2 separate regions of the Homo sapiens genome follow, and region 1 is linked to region 2. A link is a loop called in an ENCODE intact Hi-C map of the cell type or tissue named here. Cell type or tissue: PC-3. All regions are shown on one strand. Each heading gives the region's core, and the rest is flanking DNA. Links, peaks and the distances in the headings are about the cores only.

The links. Hi-C counts contacts between places; a loop is a spot of excess contacts. Peaks named below come from ENCODE experiments on the same cell type or tissue, not always from the same donor. Only the 100,000 strongest peaks of a DNase experiment are listed, where the experiment ranks them.
Region 1: a loop joins it to region 2, with 4 times the contacts of the local background. A loop is called at or near these places in 3 of 110 quality-filtered maps.

The regions. Positions count from the first base shown.
Region 1 is chr15:43,951,219-43,967,192 of GRCh38, reverse strand. All of the region lies in intron 1 of FRMD5 (FERM domain containing 5), which reads left to right. Among named protein-coding and RNA genes, the nearest start is that of WDR76, 130 kb to the right of the region's middle. In PC-3, for the core only: no CTCF peak of the experiment used is centred there; no DNase peak of the experiment used is centred there.
Region 2 is chr15:44,000,135-44,016,108 of GRCh38, reverse strand. All of the region lies in intron 1 of FRMD5 (FERM domain containing 5), which reads left to right. Among named protein-coding and RNA genes, the nearest start is that of WDR76, 180 kb to the right of the region's middle. In PC-3, for the core only: no CTCF peak of the experiment used is centred there; a DNase peak (open chromatin) is centred at 6,858; H3K27ac peaks cover 830 bases.

The sequences.
Region 1 (15,974 bases), core at 4,584-12,583, 50 kb after region 2:
GTTTATATATTTCTGAAAGTGCTGTATAATCTGTAAAATGACACAAAACTGTAAATCCAAATAATTTTTAATTGAACTATGCATCTATCCAAAGTTATTTGTGCTTTATTTTCCAAATTTACATTTAATTAAACCAGCTCCAGCCAGAAGCAAGTCCATGTCTTTCTAAATCTATAGCATCAGAATGAAACTGAAATATCTTCCTTTTCTTTCTCTCTGCTTCTGTTTCTCTGTTTCTGGGATGCTCCTATAGGCAACTCCTAACTGTTCTTCCTGCCCCTCTGTAAACTTTCTGCAACCTACTGCTGGAAAAATCATCCTAGAACACCACTTGGATCATGTGACTCCCTTGCTCAGAAACATTTCTGAATCACCATTGCCCAAGGAATTAAATCTAATTTACTTAACCTACCCTTCAAAGTCTCCAGTGCTTGGTCTCTAACCTGCCTTTCCAGCTACCTCACAACCATTCATGTTCTAAACCTTTGGCTCTGAGCAAAAGGCTTTCTTTCTGGTGTTTTTGTTCCCCATTTCTCCTCTTGGAATCCAGTACTACTTTTCTCCCTGTCTAGATTCTATCAATCCCTAAAAATCAGCCTCATCCCTCCTTCTCTTCTATGGAGTCTTCCTAAACCCTTCCAGACCATGTAATCTCTCCCTTTTCTTAGTCTTAAATATGATTGGTTTGGCAATTAATCATGTATTCCTTTGTAATATTATGTTTATTCTTGTTTTAAGCAGTTAATTATCCCTATTGTTACTTTTTTCCTATCCTGCCCAGTTAGATGGTAAACTTTGTTTGTTTGTTTTGTTTTTTTAGAGACAGGGTCTCACTCTGTCTCCCAGGCTGGACTGCAACGGCATGAGATCTCCTCTCACTGCAACCTTCGCCTCCTGGGTTCAAGTGATTCTCCCACCTCAGCCTCCCAAGTAGCTGGGACTACAGGCATGCACCACCACGCCCCGGCTAACTTTTGTATTTTTATTAGAGATGCGGTTTCACCACGTTGGTCAGGCTGGTCTCGAACTCCTGACAAGTGATCTGCCCACCTCAGCCTCCCAAAGTGCTGGGGTGACAGGCGTAAGTCACCGCACCCAGCCCAGATGATAAACTCTTAAAAGGCAAGAATTGTGACTTTTATATCTTCCTGCCTCAAGGTCCAGTGCTTTGCATGCAGCAGGCACTTTCATTAACATTTGTGGAAAAATATTACCTAAACTGAGCTGGGATTATATAGTTCCTGATAGCCATACTTAGCATATTAATACTACCCTCATATGTGCTTCTTTGGATCTTAAAAAATGACTTTTTAGGCCGGGTGCGGTGGCTCACGCCTGTAATCCCAGCACTTTGGGAGGCCAAGGTGGGCGGATCACCTGAGGTCAGGAGTTCGAGACCAGCCTGACAACATGGAGAAACCTCGTCTCTACTAAAAGTACAAAATTAGCTGGGTGTGGTGGTGCATGCCTGTAATCCCAGCTACTTGGGAGGCTGAGGCAGGAGAATCGCTTGAACCTGGGAGGCAGAGGTTGTGGTGAGCGGAGATTGTGCCATTGCACACCAGCCTGGGCAACAAGAGTGAAACTCTGTCTCAAAAAAAAAAAAAAAAAAAAAAGACTTTTTAAAAGATTAATTTTGCATGGCATCTTTTAGAGGGTGGCATGGTGGGAAATTAGGTGCAGTCTTACTTGTTACACATACCTGGATTCAAATCCCAACCTAGACACATTAGCTATGTGAAATCCTGGTAATTTACTTGACCTCTTTATTTCTTAGCTTCTTCAATCATAAACTAGAAATACAGTAATAAGACTTGCTTTGCAAAGTTAGGCGCAGTGTATGTACAGTCCCTGACACGTCATCAGTAAAAGGCAGATATCATCCTAGTGCACATCAGATGGTTTTGACAGGTCATCAAAGTGAATGATCATAGTTGTTTTTAACTCTCAGGAGATAGAATGCAGTAAATATAGAGAAGAATCAGGAAAAGTCTCTGCCCGTTCCTTCAAGCCCTGCCTCTGTACTCTGTATTTGCTTTTGTGCATCTTTCATTAATAAGGGTTATAAGCTAAATATCGCTGGAATCCCTGTCAATTTAAAAAGTACTGAGTCCCCAGGCCATGCTCTATCCTTTTCCATACTAGGTGAGTTCCCTCAGTATACTTTTTTGGAGACTTCCCTTCAATCCAAACCATAGCTCAGTCATATCCTCTTTCTTTGCTTGCCCTTTATTTCACAGCAACCCTAATTATACTTAGTTCTCCTGCAGTCTTTTGCCTACAGTCATGGTAAGTTTGCCAACTCCGAGTCTTCTGAACTGTGGGCTATAAGTCATTGTGTTTTCATTTATTTAGTAATCCAAGGTTGCCTCTTCTAGACAAGACCCAAAGCAATGGTATGGAAGGACTTCAGTCATAAATCACAATGTTGTCAATACTTGAGAATATAAGACTAGGCAGAATGCAAGGTCACAAGAAAATTGTCATCATCTGGAATTGGCTTTTAGGTAATATCTTTTCTCCATTGAGGGCAGGATTCTGAATATGTGCATGCTTACACATAAGAAAAAGCATTAACATGTGAAAGAGGCCAAAATCTAATATGCCAAAATTAAAAAAAAGCCTTGTTACATCAGGATTCTGTCATTATGAGCACTCATTTTTCTTTTTCTTTTCTTTTGTTTTTTTTTTTGTTTGTTTGTTTGTTTGTTTGAAACAGGGTCTCACTCTGTTGCCCAGGCTGGAGTGCAGTGGCACAATCATGGCTCAAAGGGCTGGGATTACAGGCATGACCCACTGTGCCTGGCCTCACTTATTTCAATATTTAATGCTATGTTGTTTTCATGCTTGAAAAAAGAAAAAAAGTTCAGGAAAATAGCCACAAAAGGATTAGTTATCACAGAAATGAACACGGAAAAAGGCATCACTGAATTATTATATTTATAAGGACTTTTGATTGAGTCTGACCCACTAGTGTGCCATTTCTTAAATCCCTTGTGATTGGTCTTTTTAAAGTTGATCTATACCCAGTGAATCATCACCTTAATCTATGATTATAACAAAAGTTGCATTCACAAATGCTTTTATTTTATTTTATTTTATTTTATTTTCTAGTGATATTCTTTTTATTATTATTATTATACTTTAAGTTTTAGGGTACATGTGCACAATGTGCAGGTTTGTTATATATGTATACATGTGCCATGTTGGTGTGCTGCACCCATTAACTCGTCATTTAGCATTAGGTATATCACCTAATGCTATCCCTCCGCCCTCCCCTAACCCCACAACAGTCCCTGGTGTGTGATGTTCCCCTTCCTGTGTCCATGTGTTCTCATTGTTCAATTCCCACCTGTGAGTGAGAACGTCTGGTGTTTGGTTTTTTGTCCTTGCAATAGTTTGCTGAGAATGATGGTTTCCAGCTTCATCCATGTCCCTACAAAGTGCATGAACTCATCATTTTTATGGCTGCATAGTATTTCATGGTGTATATGTGCCAAATGTTCTTAATCCAGTCTATCATTGTTGGACATTTGGGTTGGTTCCAAGTCTTTGCTATTGTGAATAATGCCGCAATAAACATACGTGTGCATGTGTCTTTATAGCAGCATGATTTATAATCCTTTGGGAATATACCCAGTAATGGGATGGCTGGGTCAAATGGTATTTCTAGTTCTAGATCCCTGAGGAATTGCCACACTGTCTTCCACAATGGTTGAACTAGTTTACAGTCCCACCAACAGTGTAAAAGTGTTCCTATTTCTCCACATCCTCTCCAGCACCTGTTGTTTCCTGACTTTTTAATGATAGCCATTCTAACTGGCATGAGATGGTATCTCATTGTGGTTTTGATTTGCATTTCTCTGATGGCCAGTGATGATGAGCATTTTTTCATGTGTTTTTTAGCTGCATAAATGTCTTCTTTTGAGAAGTGTCTGTTCATATCCTTTGCCCACTTTTTGATGGGGTTGTTTGTTTTATTCTTGTAAATTTGTTTGAGTTCATTGTAGATTCTGGATATTAGCCCTTTGTCAGATGAGTAGGTTGCAAAACTTTTCTCCCATTCTGTAGGTTGCCTGTTCACTCTGATGGTGGTTTCTTTTGCTGTGCAGAAGCTCTTTAGTTTAATTAGATCCCATTTGTCAATTTTGGCTTTTGTTGCCATTGCTTTTGGTGTTTTAGACATGAAGTCCTTGCCCATGCCTATATCCTGAATGGTATTGCCTACGTTTTCTTCTAGGGTTTTTATGGTTTTAGGTCTAACATGTAAGTCTTTAATCCATCTTGAATTAATTTTTCTATAAGGTGTAAGGAAGCGATCCAGTTTCAGCTTTCTGCATATGGCTAGCCAGTTTTCCCACCACCATCTATTAAATAGGGAATCCTTTCCCCATTGCTTGTTTTTCTCAGGTTTGTCAAAGATCAGACAGTTGTAGATATGCGGCATTATTTCTGAGGGCTCTGTTCTGTTCCATTGGTCTATATCTCTGTTTTGATACCAGTACCATGCTGATTTTGTTACTGTAGCCTTGTAGTATAGTTTGAAGTCAGGTAGTGTGATGCCTCCAGCTTTGTTCTTTTGGCTTAGGATTGACTTGGCAATGCGGGCTCTGTTTTGGTTCCATATGAACTTTAAAGTAGTTTTTTCCAATTCTGTGAAGAAAGTCATTGGTAGCTTGATGGGGATGGCATTGAATCCATAAATTACCTTGGGCAGTATGGCCATTTTCACGATACTGATTCTTCCTACCCATGAGCATGGAATGTTCTTCCATTTGTTTGTGTCCTCTTTTATTTCATTGAACAGTGGTTTGTAGTTCTCCTTGAAGAGGTCCTTCACGTCCCTTGTAAGTTGGATTCCTAGGTATTTTATTCTCTTTGAAGCAATTGTGAATGGGAGTTCACTCATGATTTGGCTCTCTGTTTGTCTGTTATTGGTGTTTAAGAATGCTTGTGATTTTTGCACATTGATTTTGTATCCTGAGACTTTGCTGAAGTTGCTTATCAGCTTAAGGAGATTTTGGGCTGAGATGGTGGGGTTTTGTAGATATACAATCATGTCATCTGCAAACAGGGACAATTTGACTTCCTCTTTTCCTAATTGAATGCCCTTTATTTCCTTCTCCTGCCTGATTGCCCTGGCCAGAACTTCCAACACTATGTTGAATAGGAGTGGTAAGAGAGGGCATCCCTGTCTTATGCCAGTTTTCAAAGGGAATGCTTCCAGTTTTTGTCCATTCAGTATGATATTGGCTGTGGGTTTGTCATAGATAGCTCTTATTATTTTGAGATACATCCCATCAATACCTAATTTATTGAGAGTTTTTAGCATGAAGGGTTGTTGAATTTTGTCAAAGGCCTTTTCTGCATCTATTGAGATAATCATGTGGTTTTTGTCTTTGGTTCTGTTTATATGCTGGATTACGTTTATTGATTTTCATATGTTGAACCAGCCTTGCATCCCAGGGATGAAGCCCACTTGATCATGGTGGATAAGCTTTTTGATGTGATGCTGGATTCGGTTTGCCAGTATTTTACTGAGGATTTTTGCATCAATATTCATCAAGATTATTGGTCTAAAATTCTCTTTTTTTGTTGTGTCTCCGCCAGGCTTTGGTATCAGGATGATGCTGACCTCATAAAATGAGTTAGGGAGGATTCCCTCTTTTTCTATTGATTGGAATTGTTTCAGAAGGAATGGTACCAGTTCCTCCTTGTACCTCTGGTAGAATTCGGCTGCAAATCCATCTGGTCCTGGACTTTTTTTGGTTGGTAAGCTATTAATTATTGCCTCAATTTCAGCTCCTGTTATTGGTCTATTCAGAGATTCAACTTCTTCCTGGTTTAGTCTTGGGAGAGTGTATGTGTCGAGGAATTTCTCCATTTCTTCTAGATTTTCTAGTTTATTTGCGTAGAGGTGTTTATAGTATTCTGTGATGGTAGTTTGTATTTCTGTGAGATCGGTGGTGATATCCCCTTTGTCATTTTTTATTGCATCTATTTGATTCTTCTCTCTTTTCTTCTTTATTAGTCTTGCTAGCAGTCTATCAATTTTGTTGATCTTTTCAAAAAACCAGCTCCTGGATTCATTGATTTTTTGAAGGATTTTTTTGTGTCTCTATTTCCTTCAGTTCTGCTCTGATCTTAGTTATTTCTTGCCTTCTGCTAGCTTTTGAATATGTTTGCTCTTGCTTTTCTAGTTCTTTTAATTGTGATGTTAGGGTGTCAATTTTAGATCTTTCCTGCTTTCTCTTCACAAATGCTTTTAAAGCCACAGTTCTATGTAGTTTAGGTTTTTTTCAAATACAAGATTAGACTTCAATTTGTCTACTTTTGCTACTCAGCTTTAAGCCATAAAATGGGACTCAGATTTTAAATTACATTTGTTTTTCTACTGCTCATTATTGCTGAGCTATTTCTTATTTATCTTTTACTGATTGCGAAACAGACCTAAGGAGAACTGTTGGTTTTCATTATATGGATCTCATTTTTAAAAAATAATCATTTTAGACCAGGCACGGTGGCTCACGCCTGTAATCCCAGCACTTTGGGAGGCTGAGGCAGGCGGATCACCTGAGGTCGGGAGCTTGAGACGAACCTGACCAACATGGAGAAACCCTGTCTCTACTGAAAACACAAAATTAGGCCAGGCACTGTGGCTCACGCCTGTAATCCCAGCACTTTGGGAGGCCGAGGCGGGCAGATCATGAGGTCGGGAGATCGAGACCATCCTGACGGATACAGTGAAACCCCGTCTCTACTAAATATACAAAAAATTAGCCAGGTGTGGTGGCAGGCACCTGTAGTCCCAGCTACTCGGGAGGCTGAGGCAGGAGAACGGCATGAACCCGGGAGGCAGAGCTTGCAGTGAGCCAAGATCGCGCCACTGCACTGCAGCCTGGGTGACAGAGTGAGACTTAAATAAACAAAAAATAAATTAGCCGGGTGTGGTGGTGGGCGCCTGTAGTCCCAGCTACTTGGGAGGCTGAGGCAGGAGAATGGCATGAACCCTAGAGGCGGAGTTTGCAGTGAGCCGAGATTGTGCCACTGCACTCCAGCCTGGGCGACAGAGCGAGACTCCGTCTCAAAAAAACAAAACAAAACAAAATTAGCTGGGCATGGTGGCGCATGTCTGTAATCCCAGCTACTTGGGAGGCTGAGGCAGGAGAATTGCTTGAACCCAGGAGGTGGAGGTTGCGTTGAGCCGAGATCGCACCATTGCACTCCATCCTGGGCAACAAGAGCGAAACTCCGTCTCAAAAAATTATCATCATCATCATCATTTTACTGAGAAAATTTAGCGTGTGGATGCAAATAACTTGCCCTTTCAGTAGTATCAATGAGCAATAGGCCCGTTAAAAGGGAAAAGAAATATTGACCAAATTCACTCATTGAATTTGCTAGTCTTTTAACAAGCAAAAATGTCTAGGAAAAAAAAATCTCAGATGTCAGTAATCTTAACACAAAAAATATTGTCAGTGGAGTCCTCTTTGAATCCAAAAGGTAGGCATGTTTCTAAATCATATATTCACAGAGTGATGGAGTATTAGCCCTGGAAGGGACTTTGGTAATCATCTGGTCTAGGGATGTAAAGTAGTTGGTGTCCCAGCTAGAGTCAGAGTTCTTGTGTCTCATCTCCCAGTCAGTTCATTGTGCTCACCTGACTTCTATAGTTGCAGCTATTAAAATCTAAATCAGCTATTAAAATATTCATATCGACTATTAAAATCTAAATTATGATTATTTTCAGGCGCATAATGTCAGCTTTGCTAACACTACCTCAGATCCATTTGATTTCTTGGGAACTACCAGGACTGTATTTGGTTTATTTTTAAAGCCAAGCAGCTTTATAAACCTTAAAATATTTCGTCTTCGAAACCTAAAAGGCTCTTTATTTAGTCCATGATGAATATTTGAGTAGTGTTAAATTTATCATTCTGGCAGTACTCACATTGTACTTGTCATTAATTGTGACTCATCAAAGAATGTTTTGATGTTGAGTCCTTGGCTAACAGATGGCTCTGTTTAGAGGAATTGAGGCAGTGAGCTATGAGGTCCAAGGAGAGAGACTTCTTAAATAATTATTCACTAGAGGTTGTTTGAATTTGTAAGAAAGCACAGTAATCTGTGGGGGAGGGAAGTTTAGTCTTTGTGTTAAGGCTTGAGAAGGCTTTTTTTCAGCTCCCTTCAGAGGATGCATAAGAGAGTTGATGTCAGTGTTGTTTGTATGCCAGGTGTGGGCTGGAATGACACAAATGGCCAGCAGAGATGCACACAGTTGAATACTTGTTTGTTTCTGTTTCTAAGGAGTCTGTCACCACCTTTGTGACATAGCCATAGAGACCACCACACGGGAAAGAACAGGAGCTCAAGCAATAGGAGTACTAATAAGAACTTGAGTATAGAATGTAAAGCAATGAATCTTCCTTTTAAAAAGCATTTACCAGCTGGGCAGGGTGGCTCACGCCTGTAACCCCAGAACTTTGAGAGGCCAAGGTCTCCCAGCGGAGGTGAGCAGATTGCTTGAGTCCAGGAATTCGAGACCAACTTGGACAACATGGCAAAACCCTGTCTCGAAAAAAATTACAAAAAAATAGCCAGACATGGTGACACACACCTGTAGTCCCAGTTACTCAGGAGGCTGAGGTGGGCAGATCACCTGAGCCCCAGAGGTAGAGGCTGCAATGAGCCACGATCGTGATTGTGATGTTGCCACTGCGCTCCTGGGCGACAGAGTGAGACCTTGTTTCAAAAACAAAAAAACAAAAAAACAAAAATTTACTTCAGAGGCTACAGAACCATCTCCCCCTTCTTTCTCTTCTGTCTTTTGCCTTTTTCATTTTTTTTTCTTTCTAGATTGTTTTTTCTTATATTTTCAGTCCATCAATGGTACTCTAAGGCATGGTCCTCAAAGGCATGAGCAGCTCTCAGTACATTATTCAGCACCTGTGTGCTGACCACTGTGTTAGCCATGAAACTACATGGGCAGCTTATCTTATATTCTGGGTCCTAGTGTATGCACAAATGAGTCATTATTTGGAATGACATTTAGTGCTTCTTTAATTAAGAAAAGGGGAGTATACACTGTATCATAAATAAGACCAAGAAAAACCTGAAAGACAAAATTCAGATTCTCTTAGATATATTCAAAAAAATAATAGGTTACACACACTTGACCTTTCTGAGCCTCAGGTTGTTCATTTGCAAAATAGGTTAATGATATATACCTTGTGGAGTTATGTGAAAATGACATAAGCATAGTGTCTCGCCCACAGTAAAGACTCAGTAAGTGGTCTGTGTGTTAAGGAGGAAGAGTAAATTAAGTAAGTATGCAAGGATACTGACTTGCTTGCTAGCAACAAGGAAACACAGGAAAAATGATTAAGAATAAAAGCAGACTGGTAGTTGAATTAATAATCAATGAAAGAGGCTCTTTTAAAAGACTGTCAAGAGCACAACATTCAAAATAAAAGTGATAATGCTTTCACTGCACATTACTGGAGTGTTACTTTAGTTTGGGGCTGCATGGCTTAAAAGCACTGAGAAAAACTAAATCAGGTAATACAAATGTCTGAATACCTTCTGAGAGGCTAATACAGAACAGTGGAGAGAACCAAAGATTAGAAATTGAAAGCCTGGGCTTGAGCCCCTGGCTCAACATTTTCTAGCCACCTAACTAACTAGAAATTATCAGAGGCTGGGCTTAATGGCTCACACCCATAATCCCAGCACTTTGGGAGACCAAAAGCAGGTGGATCACTTGAGGTCAGGAGTTTGATACCAGCCTGGCCAACATGGTGAAATCCTGTCTCTACTAAAAATACAAAAAATTAGTCAGGCATGGTGGTGGGCACCTGTAATCCCAGTTACTTGGGAGGCTAAGGCAGGAGAATTGTTTGAACTTGGGAGGTAGAGGTTGCAGGGAGCCAAGATCTCACCACTGTACTCCAGCCTGGGTGACAGAGCCAGACTCCAACTCAAAAAGAAAAAAAAAGAAAGAAAGAAATTATCACAAATATTTTAATAGGTGACACATGACCTCACTCAGTTCTCACATCTGTAAACAAGGTTAAGAATAATTTTTAAATTTCTGAGGATTTTTGTGAATATGTACTTTGCAAATTATAAAACGTTATATAAATCAGTTTTTTAAAGGGATGATAGGGGAAGATACTCCCTTTAAAAAGGCTGACTTAACTACCTGTGGATATTATCTATAAAAGAATAAATAAAAGGTAGATGATGGTAAATCTTCATTTTCATAGATGATAGAATTGGAAGAAATGGGATTGCAGTACAGTCAACTTTGTAGAGACAAAAGAGAAAAGGCCCAATCATTAAGTTGTCTAACCAATGGCCAGCTATCAATGAACATCAGTAATCCCCTCCTTGCTTTACTTCTTCTGAAATTCATGAACTCATCATTTCCAGCCTTTCTGGATGGACACACGTACATATGAGCAGCTTTAACAAGTAAAATGATTTAAAATTCATTTTGTTTAATGCCTTGGAGTGTTGCAAAGTTGATTAAGAAACACTAATATAGGCAATTACATTTTAGAGATGCTTTAGTTAACCCGTGACCCAAGAGCAGGGTCATAGACTGAATGACTTTTTGAGATTTCTCCATTCAATCTATTTTTCTTAATTGAGCAGGTGTTTCTAATTAAGATGTTGAACACTAGAGCAAAAAAAAAGTCGTCTCACATCATGTGTATTTTAATCAATTTGATTTTATTTATTTATTTTTATATCTTCCCTCAAAGTAGTTGAATTTAAAAGAACTAAATGAGGAAGAAAATTCCAATTATTTCCCTTCTGAAGAGCTGTTTGTATGAGAGCTGATTTAGTACCTTCAATACTTGAGGAGACTTAGGGAAAAAAAGCTGTGTCTGGATTAAAACATTAAAAATAGAAACATAATTCCAAGATTAAGTTCCTTGACTTACTTGACATTTGAAGTAATTTCCGCAAAGTAATTTCTTTTGTAAAGGTTTATAAATTTATGAGAGAAAATACCTTATCCTGCCTAAAGATTATTGTGTCAATTAAGAATAAACAAGATTAGAGAAAACCAAGCATTAGGCTGGAAATGGATCTACTCTAAGTGTGATAGAATCATATTCAAATTATTAGTCGAAATAGTGAGTATGAGCCTTCCCTTTTTATCCAGGGCTTGAATAAGTACAGCTATGAGTGATTTTATAAGTGGTCCTTGTTTGCATGTACTAGTTACTTAGCCTTATGTTTTTGTCTTACCTGTGGTAAACTTCCACCAAAAAACCAGAACCCCAAATGGATCCTCAGTTATCATCTGAAACTCTGAAAACATTTTGGTTCTCTTGTATAGCCAAGGACCATGCCCTAAAAAAAAAAAAATCTCTGAAGTGGGTGCCTTTTACTTGATTATAACCAGAATAGAGACAGTTCATTGGAAAACATGGAACATATAGAAGAATAATTTGTTCTTTTATTGGAGGCTAATGTTCTTCACTCAGAGGTTGATTGCTTATGAAATGTATTAAGAAATTGTGTGCTTAACAAAAACAAACTTATTCAGGTTTGATGGTTTGCTGATCTACACACACACACACAAAATGGCCCTTTTCACAAAGCAGTTGGCTTTCATCAACTTCTCCATAATGCCATACATGCATACAAATCACACTTTCAGTTATTCACTGTAGAAATCTCATCAATAAGAAATCCCTTGTGATAACTGGGCCTTCATTGGCTTTCTTTTATTGGCCAAATGCTGAGTATTTTTGGCTTGAGATGATAACTTTATTTTAAGCCTGAGAGAGCAGGTGACTTGCCCTTGGTCTAATGATACTAAGCAGCTGCCACAGCCTGTTTCACATCCACTGGAGAAGACTGTTCCCTGGAGAGGGAGCACATAACTGTGCATGTCTCTTTCAAGATGTCTCTTTGGGTACCATGTTGGGAAGTGACTTTCCAAGGGTGAGGAGTGCCCTGTGTTTAGCTTTTTGGTTACATCCCTGTGCACAAAGGAGAGACCGTGTTAAAGAGTTGAGACTTTGAGAAAATTCTTGTTACTTCATATGCATTTACAGTGTACCTAAGGCTGAGGACAAATTTTATTTTAGCAAGATACATCAAAGGCAAATAAATTTACTCACATAAACAGTAAAATGACATTTTTTTCTCCTGTGTTCCACAATCAAAAGGAGCTTGATTTGCAATGGGAGCATGTAGGAACAGGAGGCATACTCCCTTTAGATAATAATTATTATAATAGCTTCCATTTTCTGATTATTTACTATGTAAAATGCTCAGCATATCATCTAGCACATACAAGAAATAGCTGTTAAACGAAGAGTGCTAGGTGCTGTACTAAGCACTGTAGCACTTTATATCACTTATCTCATGTAAGGTAGATTTCATCTGAGGCTTTGCAGGATGATAGGGACAGTCTTATTAAAGGGCATGGATTGCTCCCTCTGATCCCCTGTTAAACAAGGGTATTTCATCAGGCCAAGAGAAGGTGGATGTGGCAAGCGCCAAGCTCTGTAGAAAGAGATGCTATGGAAATGCTAAGTAAAATGTCATACTTGTTGTTCAGATATGGCAAACCAGGATGAGTCAACCCCTTTCCCCTCGCACACATTATCACCTACACATTTTGGGATGGTGTTGGGTGAGAGTCATCTTTATGCCTGCCCTTCACTATTACTCATCTTACTTTGGCCACCCAGCTCTCACTTTGTCCTGTCACTCATCCCCTACATTTGAAGTAGGGAAGCATATACAGGCACTGAATAATTTGGGGTCTGTAAATATAACCTTTGAGTCACTATCACATGGTGCCTTTGTGGGCCAGGACAGTACCCAGTGCAGTGATGAGCTTGCCCATCTGCTTTGGGTCTCAGCCCTCCAGCAGGCCTTCGTCTCCTGGGTAAGCAAACAGGCAGAAGCATCTCTGGCCCAGAAGAACGTCCTGAATCACAGTCTGTGCAGTTCTGTGCCAGCCCCCAGGGAAAGCGTGAGAGCAGAAGAGATGAGAAATGCACAAACTGAATAGCCCTTTCCTGATGATATTTAATTGAATCTGGGCATCGACAGGGCTTGGCCAGGTAGCTTGCTTTCCCTCACGTGCAGCTCAGCTCTGGCAGATTTCTCTTGTAATGATCATTCTACCCAGGTAGCACAGAACTTTTTCATAGAATGAGGACTTGGGTAAGGATCAAGAAACCTGGGAACCAGTTTAAACTGTGCCATAAACTTCAGGCAGTCATTTAACATCTGTGAGTTATTTTTTCTTCATTTATAAAGTAGGAAGAATACCCATCCTACTGGTCTCCATGAATTTTGTGTCTAAGGCTGTAAAGTCACATCATAGCTGAGAATACCTTTTGAAGGTTATTTTTATTACTAGAGTCTTAACTATTAACACAATTAAGTGCAAATAATACCACCCATGGAGGTAACAGATGACAAGTACCTTGTGGAAACCTGTTATCACTCTCTGTTGGCACAGGAGTGTAAATTATAGCTAAGGTGTGAGGTTTTTATTGTTGTGAGGGAAGTGGTTGTGAGGGATAGCTGTGGTAAAGATCAAAGAAGGATCTACCATAGTTCTCCTAGTTCTGCAACAAGGCTTAGTGAGCGATATGGTCTGACTGTAAAGAACAATGTCTACAATGTAGGCCATAACAGTAGTGATTCTTCATTTATGTTTTCCTGTTGCTATCTGACCAAGCCTTCTTCTCATTGCTGATTTTCTTTTGGTTGTGGAGTAGGAGTGATGCTTGCTTCCTAATTCTGCTCCCTCTCCCACCCATCTCCACCACCAAGGATTGAGCCATGCTTGAGGGATGGGGATGCTACCAGAGAAAATCCCAGAAAGCAGCCAGCAAGGACTTTGTGATGCAATGGTCCTGTCCTTCCTCCATGTTTTACCTTGCAGAATCTGTGCAGTTTTGCTCCCCTGGGAAAGCCCTGAGAACTCTTTAGCAGATACCAAGACTATGCTGCTAAGTCCTTCTGACTGAATTCCTTCACTGGACATTGGGGTAGAGGGGAAGTCCCTGTGCTGTGCTCTTGGATTTCATAGCCCCTGGGGCAGCTCAAGGCTCCTATCACATCTAAAGCGGAATTACCAGTAGAGAAAAAGTCATTCTTAGGACCACAGGACAAAGCCTTAGTGGAACTGCTCGAGGTCTAGCCCCTGGCTTCTGGGGTTCTTCAGCAGTGGATGGCAGAGGCTATCTTCCTAATTTAGATAATTTCTCAGGACCAGATTAGCCTCTTTCTCAGCTGCACTTTTTTTCTCAATTCTGCTTTCTGCTGACTTACAGTTTTCCTCAAGGAGCCAAACAAATAATTTTTCATCTGCATCTGCCTCTTCTCCCATTCACTTCCCTTCCTGGGTGGATTATTCCAGAGTTCCAGCAAAGCTGCCTTCAGCAGCCTCTGACAAAAGCTGCGTGCTGACCGCATGGCTGCATACTGGCCACACATGCCCCTTTGAACATCCCAATTGAAGAGGACACAGCTCAGAAGCTGCAGGCTCGCTTTCTTTTCATATGTTTTCTTGGGAAATCTCAAGAAAGTGCAGTGTTCATTCCTGGAAGCGAGTCTGCAGTGCTGAAGCCTTGGTCACCCAAGCGTTCCCTCTGCATGATGGCCGTGCTCCCAGACTATCCAAAATGCAGCAGCGCATGGAAAGAGACTGGCTGCTGAGGTGTTATTGGTTTGCAATACCCTGATAAGGAGATTTCATTCCCTTCTTGCTGGCAGAGTTATATAGAGTAATTACATAAGTACTGCTGTGACACTGGGCGGAATCTCATTAAAAACTGTATAAAGAACAATTGGGTTGTGCTAGAGAATATTCATTTTATTTCAGTTGAGTATAATCCCTGTAATAGAACATTAGCCTGAGCATAAATACTGGTGTTGCTCCAGCTCCCTGATAGAATGTATTTGGGATGTATATTTAGTGCAGCATTTGCTTATGTGGGGCATGACAGAAAATCATTATGAGGCAGGTCCAGATTTTCCCACCTGGTGAGGAAGTTGCTCGCTGTGCTGAGCAGATCGTTGTTTGTTTTTTACCCCTCCTAGGAGAGCTACTTGTTCAGCTTGGATGGGACAGTCTATGGCAGTTTGACCACATGGCAACTCTGAAACACACACACACACACACACACACACACACACACACACACAGACACACACACACACACACAACACACACACACACACACATGCACATACAGACTCGGGCCCAAAAAAATGTGTCCCCTTAGCAGGTTTAGCCTTCCACCCAAGATGTAAGAGAGGCCTGGTCAGGGGAGAATTTGTCTTGTGTTGTTGTTCGTTCATTTTCAGAAAAGTAGCAGGCAAGTCCTTGTTTAATGTAAGGTTGTTTTTGGTTGATGGCATGTGAATTGTCCCTTCAGCCTTGCTGAGCATCACTCATCACAACAAACAAGAGCTATCCTAAGTAGTTTGCTAATACAGCAGTTTAAGGCTCAAAAGCATTAAAGGACAATAACATCTAATACAGTTATACCACTGTACTGTGCATGACTTACTTTCACACATATTATCTGGTGTGTGGGGAATTCAGTAATCCATTCTTAATTATCCAGAGCATAATCTGTTTGGTATTTGAAGTCTAAGAGCACTATGAATTATTTTCTTTATAAAATATTTTTCATTATAGTTCTAGTGTTCTATAGCATTATAGGGCAACTACAATCAACAGCAATTTATTATATATTTTCTTTTCTTTTTTTTTTTTTTGAGATGGAGTCTCACCCTGTGGCCCAGGCTGGAGTGCAGTGGCGCGATCTTGGCTCACTGCAAGTGCCGCCTCCTGGGTTCACACCATTCTCCTGCCTCAGCCTCCCGAGTAGCTGGGACTACAGGTGCCCGCCACCATGCCCGGGTAATTTTTTTTGTATTTTCAGTACAGACAGGGTTTCACCGTATTAGCCAGGATGGTC
Region 2 (15,974 bases), core at 3,687-11,686:
ATAACTGATAAGTGGCTGGGTTTTGAAGCAAGAGATAATGCTTCTTTGGGTCCTATGAACTGGTGGGAAGGCAAGGTGTTAGTCTTTTTCTGTTGGAGATTATCTGTAAACCGGGAACTTCTCCACATCTAGGCACTCCCTGTATCTGAATATTGTATTCTGAACCTTACTCTGTACTCTAGCAAGATGATAAATGTAATGCAGATATAAATCAACCTTTCATTTACTTAAAATAATAATTCTGCAGTAAAGGAAAAAACGACAGCTACTCTGATCCTTGAATACTGGGCAAAGGCAAGCCATCTATCTGTAAGTGCATAGTCCTTCAGTATGACGTAACCTTTCTCATTTAATGAACATTTTCCCCTAGTAACTCTTTGTGCTGGCAAACCATGAAAGAAAGCATGTGGACTTGGCAGCCCAACCCTGAAGTTTTTGTCTCAAAAATTATTGCAATTTCTGTACTAAGGGTCCAAAGGACATTTGTTTGGACACAGACTTTTCTGAAATTAAAAAGAATGACCTTATTTCACTTAGTGAAATGAGTTGTACTCTTAAATAGAGTCCATTTTGAATAGTTTTTCTTAGAGCAACACTGTCAAAAAAGAAGATATATTTTATATTCTTCTCATTATTAGAAGAAAATGCACTATTAAAATACCTTCAGGGCCAGGCACGGTTGCCCACACCTATAATTCCAGCACTTTGGGAGGCCAAGACAGAAGAGTTACTTGAGACCAGGAGTTTGAGACCCATCTGGGCAACATAATGAGACCCCAGCTCTGTAAAAACCAAAAGGTAAAAATGTAGCCAGGCATGGTGGTGCTTGCCTGTAGTCCTAGCTACTCAAGAAGCTGAGGCAGGAGGATCACTTGAGCCCAGGAATTCAAGGCTGCAGTGAGTTATGATCACACTGTTATACTCCAGCCTAGGCAACAGAGTGAGACCCTGTCTTGAAAAAAAAAAAAAAGTTTCAGTAAGGCTTGCTTGGGTCTCATGGTACCATTTAAAAATTCCTAGTCCTAAGTGGTGATTTGGCACAAGGTTAGGCATAGTTTTTTTCTTTTCTTTTGGGGTGAAAAACAGGGATCACATATGATTGAAGATAGTACTATGGTTTTTACTGATATTTAATAAACCATACCCACCTTAATTTCCTCTTGTGCTTTCATCCCTAGGAAACCTATAGTTTTAAAAGTTAACTAAGTTTATAATTGACATAACATGTAATCAGCAACTTACACATGCCTGATGTGCTCGTTTAGTTAATGCTCATATAGCTTTCAGGGTATCTCAGATACTGTTAAATTATTTAATCCTCCTAACAACTCTTGAGGTAGGTATTCTTTTTTTTTCTTTTTTCTTTTTTTTGAGACGAAGTCTCGCTCTTGTCACCCAGGCTGGAGTGCATTGGCGCAATCTTGGCTCAAGGCAACCTCCATCTCCTGGGTTCAAGCGATTCTCCTGCGTCAGCCTCCTGAGTAGCTGGGATTACAGGCGCCTGCCACCACACCCGGCTAATTTTTGTATTTTTAGTAGAGATGGGATTTCACCATGTTGGCCAGGCTGGTCTCGAACTCCTGACCTCAGGCAATCTTCCCGCCTCGGCCTCCCAAAATGTTGGGATTACAGGCGTGAGCTACCACACCCAGCCGAGGTAGATATTCTTATTATACCCATTTTAATGGGATATAGAGAGGTTAAGTACCTAGTCTGACATCTCATAGCTAAAAAGTAGGGGGCTGAGACTTGAACCCAGAAAGTTTGGCCCGAGTCCTTACACTTAACCTCTCTACTATACTACTTTTGTTTGGATGAATACCAGCCTTAGATAAGCTTGCACAGAAAGACTCCTTTCCTCAGACTGCTTTTCCCCCCATCACAGCTGCAGTCTTCTGTGACCTAGACCCCCTCTCATGCCAGTCTCTGTCCTCACCTTGTTCCAGTTAGGCTAATGTTGAACAAATGATGACAGGATTGGTTCAACCAGCCCTGATGAGTGTCTCTCTTGAAAGTATCTCCAGAGATCGAGATCAGCCTGGCTAACACACGGTGAAACCCCATCTCTACTAAAAATACAAAAAATTAGCCGGGCGTGGTGGCAGGCACCTGTAGTCCCAGCTACTCAGGAGGCTGAGGCAGGAGAATGGTGTGAACCCAGGGGGTGGAGCTTGCAGTGAGCTGAGATCGCAGCACTGCACTCCAGCCTGGGCAACAGAGTGAGACTCTGTCTCAAAAAAAAAAAAAAAAAGAAGGTGTCTCCAGATACTTGCATCACTCCTCCTCATCATCATCTATTTCCTTTCATTCCTCTAACTTTCCTTATAGGGCCTCCCCAATGGAAGTAAGAAAATGTCGAGGGTAACTGAAACTTAATATGAAATTAATGTCATAGCTGGGAAAGAAGTCCTCATTCAACCACCAAAATTAGAGAATGAACCATAGGAGAGATTGTTCTTTACAACCAAGCTGGAATTCAGAACATATTTTTCAAAGGAAACATTTTTATATTAATAGTTTGTATTACTTTCAGAATAGTATAGGCCTACACTTTATTCGTTGACTCATTCAATCATTTGTTCAGCAACTTTTTAGAACACCATGTGCAAGATATTATACCAATCTCTAGGGATAAAAATCACCACCATGGTTAAGTCCATGATTTGACCTAATCATTATTAATATCATTGAATCAGTGAGAAAATGCTCATGAATTTCTAAGTACCTAAGTTACTGAAGAACTTTGGAAATATATCTTTTTTGTAACTTAGGGACTTAACCTCAAACTCCTGGGCTCAAGTGAGCCTCTCAGCTTAGCCTCCCATGTAGCTGAGATGACGGGGGCATGCCACCACGCCCAGCTAATTTTTTCAAAATGTTTTTGTAAAGATAGGATCTTGCTATGTTGCCCAAGCTGGTCTTAAACTCCTCGCCTCAAGCAGTCATCCTGCCTCAGCTTCTCAAAGTACTGGGACAAAATAATTGACTTTCAGAAATCAATGTGTGCTTTTCATAATGAGAATCTACTTTTTAAGATACAATAGGCGGGGCGCAATGGCTCACACCTGTAATCCCAGCACTTTGGGAGGCCAAGGAGGGCGGATCACCTGAGGTCAGGAGTTCGAGACCAGCCTGACCAACATGGTGAAACCCCACCATTACTAAAAATACAAAATTAGCTGGGCATGGTGGCGCATGCCTGTAATCCCAGCTACTTGGGAGGCTGAGGCAGGAGAATCCCTTGAACCGGGGAAGCAGAGGTTGCAGTGAGCCGAGATTGTGCCATTGCACTCCAGCCTGGGCAACAAGAGCGAAACTCCATCTCAAAAAAAAAAAAAAAAAAAAAACCCAATAACTTGCCAGTAACCAATAATGTTTTAGGTGAACCCAAAAGATTATGTTAAACCCAGATTATACTTATGTACCCTGCAAGTGTACCCCCTGTTAATTGAGATTGGTGCATAACATTAGTAGTCATATCCTGTAATTTTGTGCCACCCACAACACTTCTCAATACCGTATCTGTTCAGTGAAGATGTTTGGGAAGTTAGTGACCGGTTTTGAAAGAGGCATACCAAAATTTGTTATGTTTTTCTTTCATCTATGAATAGAACAGTTACCCTTATTTAATTTGGTAGGGGAACTTTATCATTTAATGCCGTATTCTACTATAGACTTGAAATGGCTAAATACACTTAAGTTCTAAGAAAGCTTCTTACTAAATGTGATTAGGTATATGGTTTTGCAAAGCCTAGATGTGTCAAAAGAATATCTGCAGAGTGTTTAGAAAAGTTTAGAGTCTCTGTGATAGTCAGGAAGACTTTGGAAGTGTCATTTATTCAGTGGTGCACTTACAGTCAGCCCTCTCTATCCGCAGTCCATTTCACTTGTCTTTGGGATATCTTTGCTTGAGAAACAAAATGTGAACAAGCAGTCACCCTTTTAGGAATCTAGGATTTCTTAGGGAGATTTATTAAGTCAATATTTGTCAGTATCTGCTGAATCCTTAAAATGAAGGTCTTTAGAAATTTGCACATAGCAGTGAAAGTGAACAGATGGTGAGTTCAGGAAGGAAAAAGAAGAGTCAAGCAGTAAAGACAGATGGACACCAACAAATATGAATTGAATAGCCCATTTGTTCCCTCTTTAGCTGTTGCACTTGAAACCTCTGATTTCTGATCCCACCAAAAGTCTAGTGAAAAATGCTCCTCGATGTCTCGCTGGCATTTTTCTCAAGCCCCATCCTTTTTGACCTCTGGGTAGCATTTTCTGTTGTGACCTCCTACACCCTCTTGAGCCTCTTTCTTGCTTTGTGACAGTCTGCTGATTCTCAGATTACTGCTCTGATGATTCCTTCTTTGATGGCGTCATCAGGGTCTTTTTCTTATCCTAAATGCAAGTATTCCCTAAGGTTCTGCCCTTTACCCTTCTCTTTCCTCCTCCTTTGCTATCTCCCTTGATGATCTCATCCACTTTCATGGCATCAGCTCATTTGTATGCATAATAGTCTCACATCTATAGCTTCAGCAATCCAGACCTCTCCTCAGGGCTTCAGTCGCACATTTCCAACAGCCTGTCAGGTGGCTTCACTAACACTTCATTGTGTCCAGAACCACACATCATCTGTCCGACCTTCTTCTATTTCTCTCCTGGGCACCTGTTCTTGAATGACATCAGCATTCTCCAAGTCACCTTTGACTCTTCCCTCTTAGTGATCCCCACAACAGTTAGTTGCCTGGACCTGTTGATTTATATCCTAAACATCTGTTGGCTCTGTCTCTCAATTCCCATTGCTACAAACTTCACTACTACCGTATTAATTTCTCCAGAGAGCAGTTCTTATCGTCTTCAGTTCTCTACTTAAAACTTTTAAGGATGTAAAGTATTAGGAAGGAAGAAAGGGAGGGAGAGAGGAAGAAAAGAAGGAAGGGAAATTAAAAGAAAAAGAAAAGAAGCCTACTTAGCTGGGCATCCAAGGCCCTAACCTTCTTTCCTTCTTTCCTTAATCCACCAAGCAGAAGCAACAAGACCCCACTGCCACTAGCCAAATGTTCTGTCTCTTCTAAATTATCTGTACCTCTTTTCCACCTGCATTCCAGTTATTAGTGTTCATATTTTATCTCTAGTATTAGAGATCATGGACTCTTCTCATCTTGTTCACCCTAGTTCTCTCATCGTGCCCAGTGCTATGCTTTACACATAGTAGGTACCCACTGAAGCATTTTTTTTTTAACGTTGAGTAATGAAGTTTGAACAACTTCTGCCCACAGTTAGGGCTCTTTTGCCCAGCATAAAAGCTATATGGAAGAGTTCCCTGTTGTATTCATGTTTGTTTAACTTCCTTTCTGTTTTCTGTGCTTCAAGTAATCCATTCCATTGTCAAGAATATCATTTGTAGGTCTGGTTTAGAGAAGAGGTTCTTGAGGCCAGGCATGGTAGCTCACGCCTATAATCCCAGCACTTTGGGAGGCCAAGGCAGCTGGATCACTTGAGGTCAGGAGTTTGATACCAGCCTGGCCAACATGGTGAAACCCTGTCTCTACTAAAAATACAAAAATTAGCCAGTTATTAATTAGCCAGCTACTCAGGAGGCCGAAGCAGGAAAATGGCTTGAACTCAGGAGATGGAGGTTGCAGTGAGCTGAGATCGTGCCACTGCACTCCAGCTTGGGTGATAGAGCAAGACTCTGTCTAAAAAAAAAAAAAAAAGAAAAGGAAAAAAGATTGAGAAGAGATTCTTGGAAGGCTTCATCTCTGAGGTTAGTCATCACTGTAATCCTAGAGAGCTTCTGGTAACTGATTGTTTCTGGGTAATTCACTGTATTCCATAACCACTTGGGTTTTCTGCTGTGTGTAAAGTGGAGACAGAAGGCAACTTGCTTTCCTCTTGAGTATTTCTGGTAATTCATTGCCAAGCCATCCATGGCAGAAAGTTCCCTCAGCAGAATAGATGCAGCCATTCCAGAGATGGAATCTGTCCTCAACAATAGCCTGATCAATCTTAGTGGATAATTCCCTTATAAATAGAAATGATTCTTTATGGCCAGCATAATGCAGAAATTGGATAATAAAAATGTTTAAACCCCTTTGAAGGTCAGGGTATGATGTTAGGGAAGAGTAGCCTCTGTGCTCTGTCTAATATACTCAGGTTCCAAAAAGATGCAGTAGAGATCCACAGTGTTTACTCCTGGGCAGAATTCTTATTTGAATTTCTGTCTCCATTCTTACTTTTATAAGCTGAGTTGGACAGCCAAACAGGGAACTTTAAGGGTAATAAATATTACCTTTTCCCCTTAAGCCTGGGACCTGGAGCAAGCTCTTAGCAGCCTGTTCTCTGGGCCTTTCCTCTTAGTACCTAGAAGTACACAGCACCCCAAAGCCCCCAGGAAACCTATGCCTCAAAAAAACTCCATAAAAGTGGATTTTTTTTTCAAACACAGTCTCACTCTGTCACTTAGGCTAGAGTGCAGTGGCACAATCACGGCTCACCGCAGCCTCGACTTCCCAGGCTCAAGCAATTCTCCCACCTCAGCCAGCTGAGTAGCTGGGACTACAGGTGTGTGCCACCATGCCTAGCTAATTTTTTGTATTTTGTAGAGGCAGAGTCTCTCCATGTTGCCCATGCTGGTCTCACACTCCTGGGATCAAGCAATCATCCTGCCTCAGCCTCCCAAAGTGCTGGGATTAGAGGCATGAGCCACTGCACCCAGCCACATGTTACTTTAAAAATGTACAGAAAGACAAATGTCTTTTGCATCTTTAAGATTTCTTTTTCACTCCTACAAAGGTTCCCCCCAGCCATGTTTAGTGATAACTGCATTGAGCAAGTCTTATTACCTCTCTGACTCATTATCAGTCATATGAGCTACTGTGACCCAACCCTTAGAAAGCTGGGCAAAGAAGAGATAGTGTGAGCTGAGGCAATAAATTAGTGATTTGTTCATCCATTCTTTATTCATTTCCTTATTTTTATTTGTTCAACATTTATTATTTACTACTTGGTAGGAACTAAGATAAGATGATGGGACAGACATGGTTCCTGTCGTCGGGAAGCTAATTTTTTGTTATTGTTGTTTTTTGTTTTTGAGACGGAGTCTCCTCTGTCACCCAGGCTGGAGTGCAGTGGTGCAATCTCGGCTCACTGCAAGCTCCGCCTCCCGGGTTCATGCCATTCTCCTGCCTCAGCCTCCCCAGTAGCTGGGACTACAGGCGCCTGCCACCACACCTGGCATATTTTTCGGATTTTTAGTAGAGACAGGGTTTCACCGTGTTAGCCAGGATGGTGTCGATCTTCTGACCTGGTGATCTGCCTGCCTCAGCCTCCCAAAGTGCTGGGATTACAGGTGTGAGCCACTGCGCCTGGCCTGGGAAGCTAATTTTTAATGGAGGAACTCTACAAGTTTAATGCTGTGATTCTTAACTTATTTTAGGTCAGAGAATCCTTTGAAAATCTGATGCAAGTATTAGCTTCCACAATGAAAATACATTTACACAAAATTTTACATACAAAAATCTTTGGTGCACCACATGTTAAAAAAGCCTGTGGCCGGGCGCGGTGGTTCATGCCTGTAATCCCAGCACTTTGAGATGCTGAGGCAGGCAGATCACTTGAGGTCAGGAGTTCAAGACCAGCCTGGCCATCATGAGGAAACCACATCTCTACTAAAAATACAAAAAAAATAGCCAGGTGTGATGGCTCACAACTATAGTCCCAGCTACTTGGGAGGCTGAGGCACAAGAATCTCTTGAACCCAGGAGGCAGAGATTGCAGTGAGCTGAGATGGTGCCACTATACTCCAGCCTGGGCAACAGAGCAAGACTCTGTCTCAAAAAAATAATAAAATAAAGCCTTCTACATGAAATAAAGGCTTCTAGAAATAAAGCCTTACAGGCTCATGCCTGTAATCCCAGCACTTCAGAAAAATGAGGCAGGAGTGTCACCTGAGTCCAGGAGTTTGAGACCAGCCTGGGCAACATAGGGAGACCTCATCTCTACAAAAAAAAAAAAAAAAAAAAAAAATTGCCGATTGTCCCCACCTACTCAGTAGGCTGAAGTGAGAGAATCACTAGAGCCCAGGATGTTAAGGCTGCAGTGAGCCATGATCATCCCACTGCACTCTAGCCACAACAACAGAGCAAGACCCCATCTCTTTAAAAAAAATTAGCAGCCAGGCGCAGTGGCTCACGCCTGTGATCCCAGTACTTTGGGAGGCCAAGGCGGGTGGATCACCTGAGGTCGGGAATTCCAGACCAGCCTGACCAACATGGAGAAACCCCGTCTCTACTGAAAATACAAAATTAGCCGGGGTGGTGGCACATGCCTATAATCCCAGCTACTTGGGAGGCTGAGGCAGGAGAATCACTTGAACCCGGGAGATGGAGGTTGCGGTGAGCCAAGATCACGCCATTGCACTCCAGCCTGGGCAACAAGAGCGAAACTCTGTCTCAAAAAAAAAAAAAAAAAAAAAAAAATTAGTTAATTAATTAAAAAAATTAGATTTTAAAAATTCAAAAAATTAAAAGATAAAAATATCTGGCCTTGTAGATACTAGGAAAATGCAAAGTATGTTAGGATGTTAATGTCCATTTTGATCAGCAGACAGAGAACTTGAGGGATTAAAAACATTGTTCTCAAAACAGTCAAGTTTGTCAAATGTGTACATTAACTCCAAATGAAATTCTAGGCCCTCACAGTATCATTAAAAGCAGAGGTTTATATATATGTAGGCATACCTTGGAGATATTGCAGAATCAGTTCCAGACCACCGCAATAAAGTGGATAGTGCAATAAAGCAAGTCACAGATTTTTTGGTTTCCCAGTGCATATAAAAGTTATGTTTCACTATACTGTAGTCTGTCAAGTGTGTAATAGCATTATGGCTGGAAAAAAACATTTATATATTTTAATTTAAAAATGCTTTGTTGCTAAAAAAAAAAATGGTAACAATTACCTGAGCCTTCAGCAAGTTAAAATCTTTTGGCTGGTGGAAGGTCCTGCCTTGATGTTGACAGCTGCTGACTGGTCAGGGTGGTGGCTGCTGAAGGTGGCTGTGACAATTTCTTATAATAAGATAAGATAACCATGAAGTTTGGCACATCAGTGGACTCTTCCTTTTATGAAAGATTTCTCTGTAGCATGCAATGCTGTTTAACTGCATTTTACCCACAGTAGAACTTCTTTCAAAATTGGAGTCAATCTTCTCCAATCCTGCCACTGCTTTATCAACTAAGTTTATGGGATATTCTAAATCCTTTGTTGTCATTTCAACAATGTTCACAGCATCTTCACCAGGAGTAGTTTCCATCTCAAGAAACCACTTTCTCTGCTCATCCATAAGATCTTGAGATTGCGGCAATTCAGTCACATCTTCAGGTTCAACTTCTAATTCTAGTTTTCTTGCTATCTCTACCACATCTGCAGTTACTTCCTCCACTGACAGCTTGAAATCAAGGGTTGGAATCAACTTTTTCCAAACTCCTGTTAATGTTGATAATTTGACTTCTCCCCATGAGCCACAGATGTTCTTAATGGCATCTAGAATGATGGCATTCAGTTCTTCAATTTACTTTGCCTAGATCCATCAGAGGAATCACTATTCATGCAGCTATAGTCTTATGAAATGTATTTCTTAAAATAACACTTGAAAGTGCAAATTACTCCTTGATCCATGGGCTACCAACTGGATGTTAGCAAGCATGAAAACAACATTAATCTCCTGTACATCTCCATCAGATCTCTTTGGTAATCAGGTAGAGTGTCAGTGAGCAGTAATATTTTGAAAGGATTTTTTTTTCTTTTTGAGCAGCAGGTCTCAACAATGAACTGAAAATATTCTGTAAACCATGCTGTAAACAGATGTACTGTCACCCATGCTTTGTTGTTTCATTTATAGAGCACAGGCACAATATATTTAGCATAATTCTTAAAGATCCTGGGATTTTTAGAATGGTAAATGAGCATTGGGCCTCAGTTTAAAGTCACCAGCTGCATTATCCTTTAATCTGAGTCAGCCTGTCCTTTGAAGCTTTGAAGCCAGACGTTGACTTTACTCCATCTATGAAAGTCCTAGATGGCATCTTCTTCCAGTGGAAGGCTGTTTAATCTACATTGAAAATCTGTTGTAGCCACCTTCATAAGTGATCTCAGGTAGATCTTCTGGGTAACTTGCTGCAGCTTCTGTATCAGCACTTACTACTTCATCTTGCACTTTTATGTTATGGAGATGGTGATATGGTTTGAATGTGTGTCCCTGCCCAGATCTCATGTTGAAAGATAATCCCCAGTGCTGGAGGTAGGGCCTGGTGGGAAGTGATTGGATCTGGTGGGGGTGGCTTCTCATGAATGGTTTAGCATCATCCCCCTAGTGCTGTTCTTGGGATAAGAGTTATCATGAGATCTGGTTGTTTAAAAGTGTGTAGCACCTTCCCCTCACTCTTTTCCTCGTGCTCCGGCCATGTGAGATGCCTTGCTTCCCCTTTGCCTTCCACCATGATTGTAAGTTTCCTGAGGCCTCCCAAGAAATAGAAGCCGCTGTATTTCCTTTATAGCCTGCAGAACTGAGTCAATTAAACCTCTTTTCTTTGTAAATTACCCACTCTCAGATATTTCTTTTTTCTTTTTTTTTTTTTTTTTTTTTTGAGATGGAGTTTCACTCTTTTTGCCCAGGCTGGAGTGCAATGGCGTGATCTCGGCTCACTGCAGCCTCCACCTACCGGGTTCAAGTGATTCTCCTGCCTCAGCATCCCGAGTAGCTGGGATTACAGGCACATGCCACCATGCCCGGCTGATTTTGTAGAGACGGGGTTTCACCATGTTGGCCAGGCTGGTCTCGAACTCCTGACTTCAGATGATCTGCCTGCCTTGGCCTCGCAAAGTGCTGGATTACAGGCATGAGCCACCACACCCAGCCTCAGGTATTTCTTTATAGCAGTATGAGAGTGGACTTAATACAGATGGCTTCTTTCCTTAAACCTCATGAACCAACCTCTGCCAGCTTCAAACTTGTCTTGTGCAGCTTTCTTATCTCTCTCAGCCTTCACAGAATTGAGAGGTAAGGCCTTGCTCTGGATTTGGCTTTGATTAAAGGGAATGCTGTGTCTTGTGTGATCTTCTATCCAGACCACTAAAACTTTCTGCATATCAGCCTGAAGACTGTTTTACTTTCCTGTTATTCATGTGATCACTGGAGTAGCACTTTAAATTTCCTTCAAGAACTCTTCCTTTGCATTTACAAATTTGGCTATTTGGCTCAAGAAGCCTAGCTTTCAGTCTATCTCAGCTTTCAACCTGCTTTTCTCACTAAGCATAATCATTTTTAGCTTTTGATTTAAAGTTAAAGACATGTGACTTTTCCTCTTACTTGAACACTTACAGGCCATTGAAAGGTTATTAATTGGCTAATTTCAATATTGTTGTGTCTCAGGGTATAGGGAGGCCCAAAGAGAGGGACTGAGTTGGGGGAACAGCTGGTTGATGGAGCTGTGAGGACACATAAAACATTTGTTAAGTTTGCCATCTTCTATGGGCATGGCTTATGGTGCCCCAAAGCAAGTATAGTAGTAACATTAAGGATCACAGATCACTGTAAGAAAAAATAATATTAATGGAAAACTTTGAAATATTGCAAGATTTAACAAAGTGTGACACAGAGACATGAAGTGTGCATGTGCTATTGGAAAAATGGTGCTAGTAGACTTGCTGGATGCCAGGTTGCCACAAACCTTCAATTTATTAAAACAAAAACAAAAACAAAAACATAGTATCTGTGAGTCACAATAAAGTGAAGCACAATAAAATGAGGTATGCTTGTACTGATATGTACACACATAGGTATACATACATGTTAAATAAAAACTATGGCATTTTCTCTGGAAGTTTGATTTAACATTCATTTGAAGTACCTTGGCTCACTGGTGTGGGTGTGTTACTAAATTTCTTGTAAGGACACATTCCTCTTGGAGAGAATGCTGGTTTGAAAAATAAATATGAGAGCTATTGGTCCAAATTGCTATTATAGATTAAAAATCAAATTGTTTTACAGAAAATTTTTAGTCAAACCATGCTGCCAAAATAGGGGGTGAAACAATTCATAATGCTGGGTTCCTAATAATTTATTCATTTAACATCAGCAAATATTTGTTGAGTGTCTACAGCTTGCTGGACACCATTCTAGGCCCCTTTCTTCTTCAGTGAACAAAAGAGACAAAAATTCATGTCCTCATAAATTCTAGCAGTGATCCAGGGGTGGAGAATAAGCAATGAATAATAAACATAAAAAAATTAGTAAATGATATATGGTATATTAGAAAGTGATAAGTGCTGTAGAATACGAAAACATAGAGTAGGGTAAGGAAAATGGGGACTGCTAGAGTTGGATGGGTGGTTGTAATATCAAGTATACGTATCAAATACGGTAGTCAGTGTGGGCCTTGTTGAAGTGAGATTGAACACTTGAAGGAAGTAAAATAATCATTTCTGGCAGAGGAATCATAGCCAAGGGCATAAATAAGATTATAGCTGTAGAGTGTGACAAATAGCAAGGAGGCTATTGTGTTTGGAGTAAAGTAGGATGATGAAGGGAGTAATAGGAGGTGAGGCCAGAAAGTTATAGGGACATTTTTAGGACTCTGGGTTTTACTCTTGAGTGAAATAGGGAACCATCGCAGGGTTTTAACAACCTACATCTGAGTGTTTTGTGATCATTGGAATGTTAAGAGGAGTGATTGAAAGTGACTTACATTTTTAAAAGCACTACCCTGACTGCTATGTTGATGACAGACTGATTAAGGGGCAAGGGTAGAGGCAGGGAGACTAGCTGGGTGCAATCTAGGCCCAAGACGATGGTGGTGGCTTGGACCAGGGTGATTGATAGTGGTGGAGGTGGTAAGATGTGGTTAGATTCTGAATACATTTTGAAGGTAGAACTGATAGGATTTTCTGACAGATTAGATAGATGTGTAGTATGAAAGAGAGAGTAAAGACTCCAGGATGATTCCAGGGTTTTTTATCTGAGCAACTAGAAGGATGGAGTTGCCATCAACTGAAATGGGGTAGGCTGTGGGTGGACCCCATTTGGAACAAAAGATCAAGAGTTCAGTCTTCTGCTGTGGTATGACTTGGGAATTCTTTCCTTGTATCCTGGGACTGAGCACATAAGTAAAGTGAGGATAATAGGAGGTAGGTCTCTCATTGTTAGAAAAGGGAGTTACAAGTATGGAAAGGGGGGAGACTAGAATTAAGGGAGGAGACCACCCCTCATATTGTCTTATGCCCAGTTTCTGCCTCCAGAGAAAGAAGAAGTAAAAACTAAAAGGCAGAAATGAAATCCACAGGCAGACAGCCCCGCGCCGCACCCTGGGCCTGGTAGTTAAAGATCGACCCCTGACCTAATAGGTTATGTTATCTATAGATTCCAGACATTGTATGGAAAAGCACTGTGAAAATCCCTGTCCTGTTCTGTTCCATTCCAATTACCAGTGCATGCAGCCCCCAGTCACATACCCCCTGCTTGCTCAATTGATCATGAGCCTCTCACGCGGACCCCCTTAGAGTTGTAAGCCCTTAAAAGGGACAAGAATTACTCACTCAGGGAGATTGGTTTTTGGAGATGTGAGTCCGCCGATGCTCACAGCTGAGTAAAGCCCTTTCCTTTCACAACTCGGTGTCTGAGGGGTTCTTGTCTGCAGCTCATCCTGCTACAGAATGAACCCTTTGAAATTGGAATAGAATTAGAGATATTAGTGTAAACCCATGGTTTTTAACATTGAGATACAGAAATGGATATAAATATACACCCTCAAACATACTTTCTTAACTTCATTACTGAGAAGGCCTGTGACGAATGAGCCTCCAATAACAATGATCACACAACACCCAGATGTAAGTTTTTAAATGCCACTCTCCACTAAAAAAATCAGGTGCCTTTGAGAACTAGCTGATTCTGGGCCAGGGCAGAGAAAGGGTAAGATGGGCCTGGGACATCTTATTGTGCTAGAAAGTTGAAAAGTGCTCAAGTAATGATGACATGTCAAAAGGACAGGAAACAACTTGAAGGGGCTCACTGTGGCCAAACCGAGGAGTCTTTTGGCATCAAAATAAAGAATGAACTGGGTGCGGTGGCTCGCACTTTGGGAGGCTGAGGCAGGTGGATCACTTGAGGCCAGGAGTTTGAGATCAGCCTAGCCAACATGGTGAAACCCCGTGTCTACTAAAATTACAAAAATTATCCGGGTGCTAATTAGCCAGCTACTCAGGAGGCTGAGGCAGGAGGATCCCTTGAGCTCAGGGGTTCAAGACAACATTTTGAAACCCCATTTTTACAAAAAATACAAAAAAATTAGCTGGGCGTGGTGGCATGTGCCTGTAGTCCCAGCTACTTGGGGGGCTGCGGCAGGAGGATCACTTGAGTGTGGGAAGCGGAGGCTGCAGTGAGCTGTGTTCATGCCACTGGACTCCAGCCTGAATGACAAAGTGATTTTTGTCTCAAAAAAAAAAAAAACAATAAAATTGGATCTTTATCTTATGCCATACACAAAAATAAACTCAAAATGGATTAAAGATTTAAACATAAGACCTGAAACCATAAAAATCCTAGAAGAAAATATAGGGGGAAAGCTCCATGACATTAGTCTTGGCAATACTTTTTTTAATATGACACTAAAAACACAGGCAACAAAAGCAAAAACAAGTAGGGCTACATCAAATTAAAAAGTTTCTGCACAGCAGAGGGAACCATCAACAAAATGAAAAAGTGTCCCACAGAATGGGAGAAAATATTTATAGTCCATATGTCTATCTGATAAGGGATTAAATCCAAAATATATGAGACTCATACAACTCAATAACAGAAAAACAAATAACATGATTTAAAAATGGGCATAGGAGCTGAATAGACATTTCTCCAAGGAAGATATAAAAATGGTCAACAAGTATATGAAAAGGTGTTCAACATCACTGATCATTAGGGAAATACAAATCAAAACCACAATGAGCTAGCACTTCAAACACGTTAGAATGGCTATTATAAGAAAGACAAAAGATAACAAGTATTGGTGAGAATACTTGTTATCGGTGAGAAAAGGGAACCCTTGTACACTCTTAATGGGAATGTAAATTAGTATAGCCATTTTGAGGCTGGGCATGGTGGCTCGCACCTATAGTTCCAGCTACTGGGGTGGCTGAGGTGGGAGGATTGCTTGAGCCCAGGAGGTTGAGGCTGCACTGAGCTGTGTTCACACCACTTCACTCCAGCCTGGGCAACAGAGTGAGACCCTATCTCCAAATACTAAAAAAGTATAGCCATTTTGAAAATCAGTATGGAGGTTCCTCAAAAATTTTAAAATAGAACTACCACAGGGTACAGTGGATCACACCTGTAATCCCAGCACTTTGGGAGGCCAAGGTGGGTGGATCACCTGAGATCAGGAGTTCAAGAACAGCTTGGCCAACATGGCAAAACCCCGTCTCTACTAAAAATACAAAAATTAGCTGGGTGTGGTGGCACTTGCCTATAATCCCAGCTACTCTGGAGGCTGAAGCATGAGAATCGCTTGAACCCGGGAGGCAGAGGTTGCGGTGAGCCGAGATTGTGACACTGCACTCCAGCCTGGGGGATACAGCGAGACTCTGTCTCAAGAAAAAAAAAAAAAAATAGAACTACCATGTGATCCAGCAATCCCACTTCTGGGCATATATCCAAAGGAAATGAGTTGAAGAGATGTCTGCACTCTCATGTTCATTGCAGCGTTATTCACAATAGCCAAGAAATGGAAACAATCTTTTAAGTGTTCATTCACAAAAGAATGGACAAAGAAATTGTGGTAGGGTGAGGTGCAGTGGCTCACACCTGTAATCTCAGCATTTTGGGAGACTGAGCAGGAGGATCACTTGAGCTCAGGAATTCAAGACCACCCTGGGCAATATAGTAAGACCCTGTCTCTACAAAAAAATAAAAAATAGCTGGGCATGGTGCATGC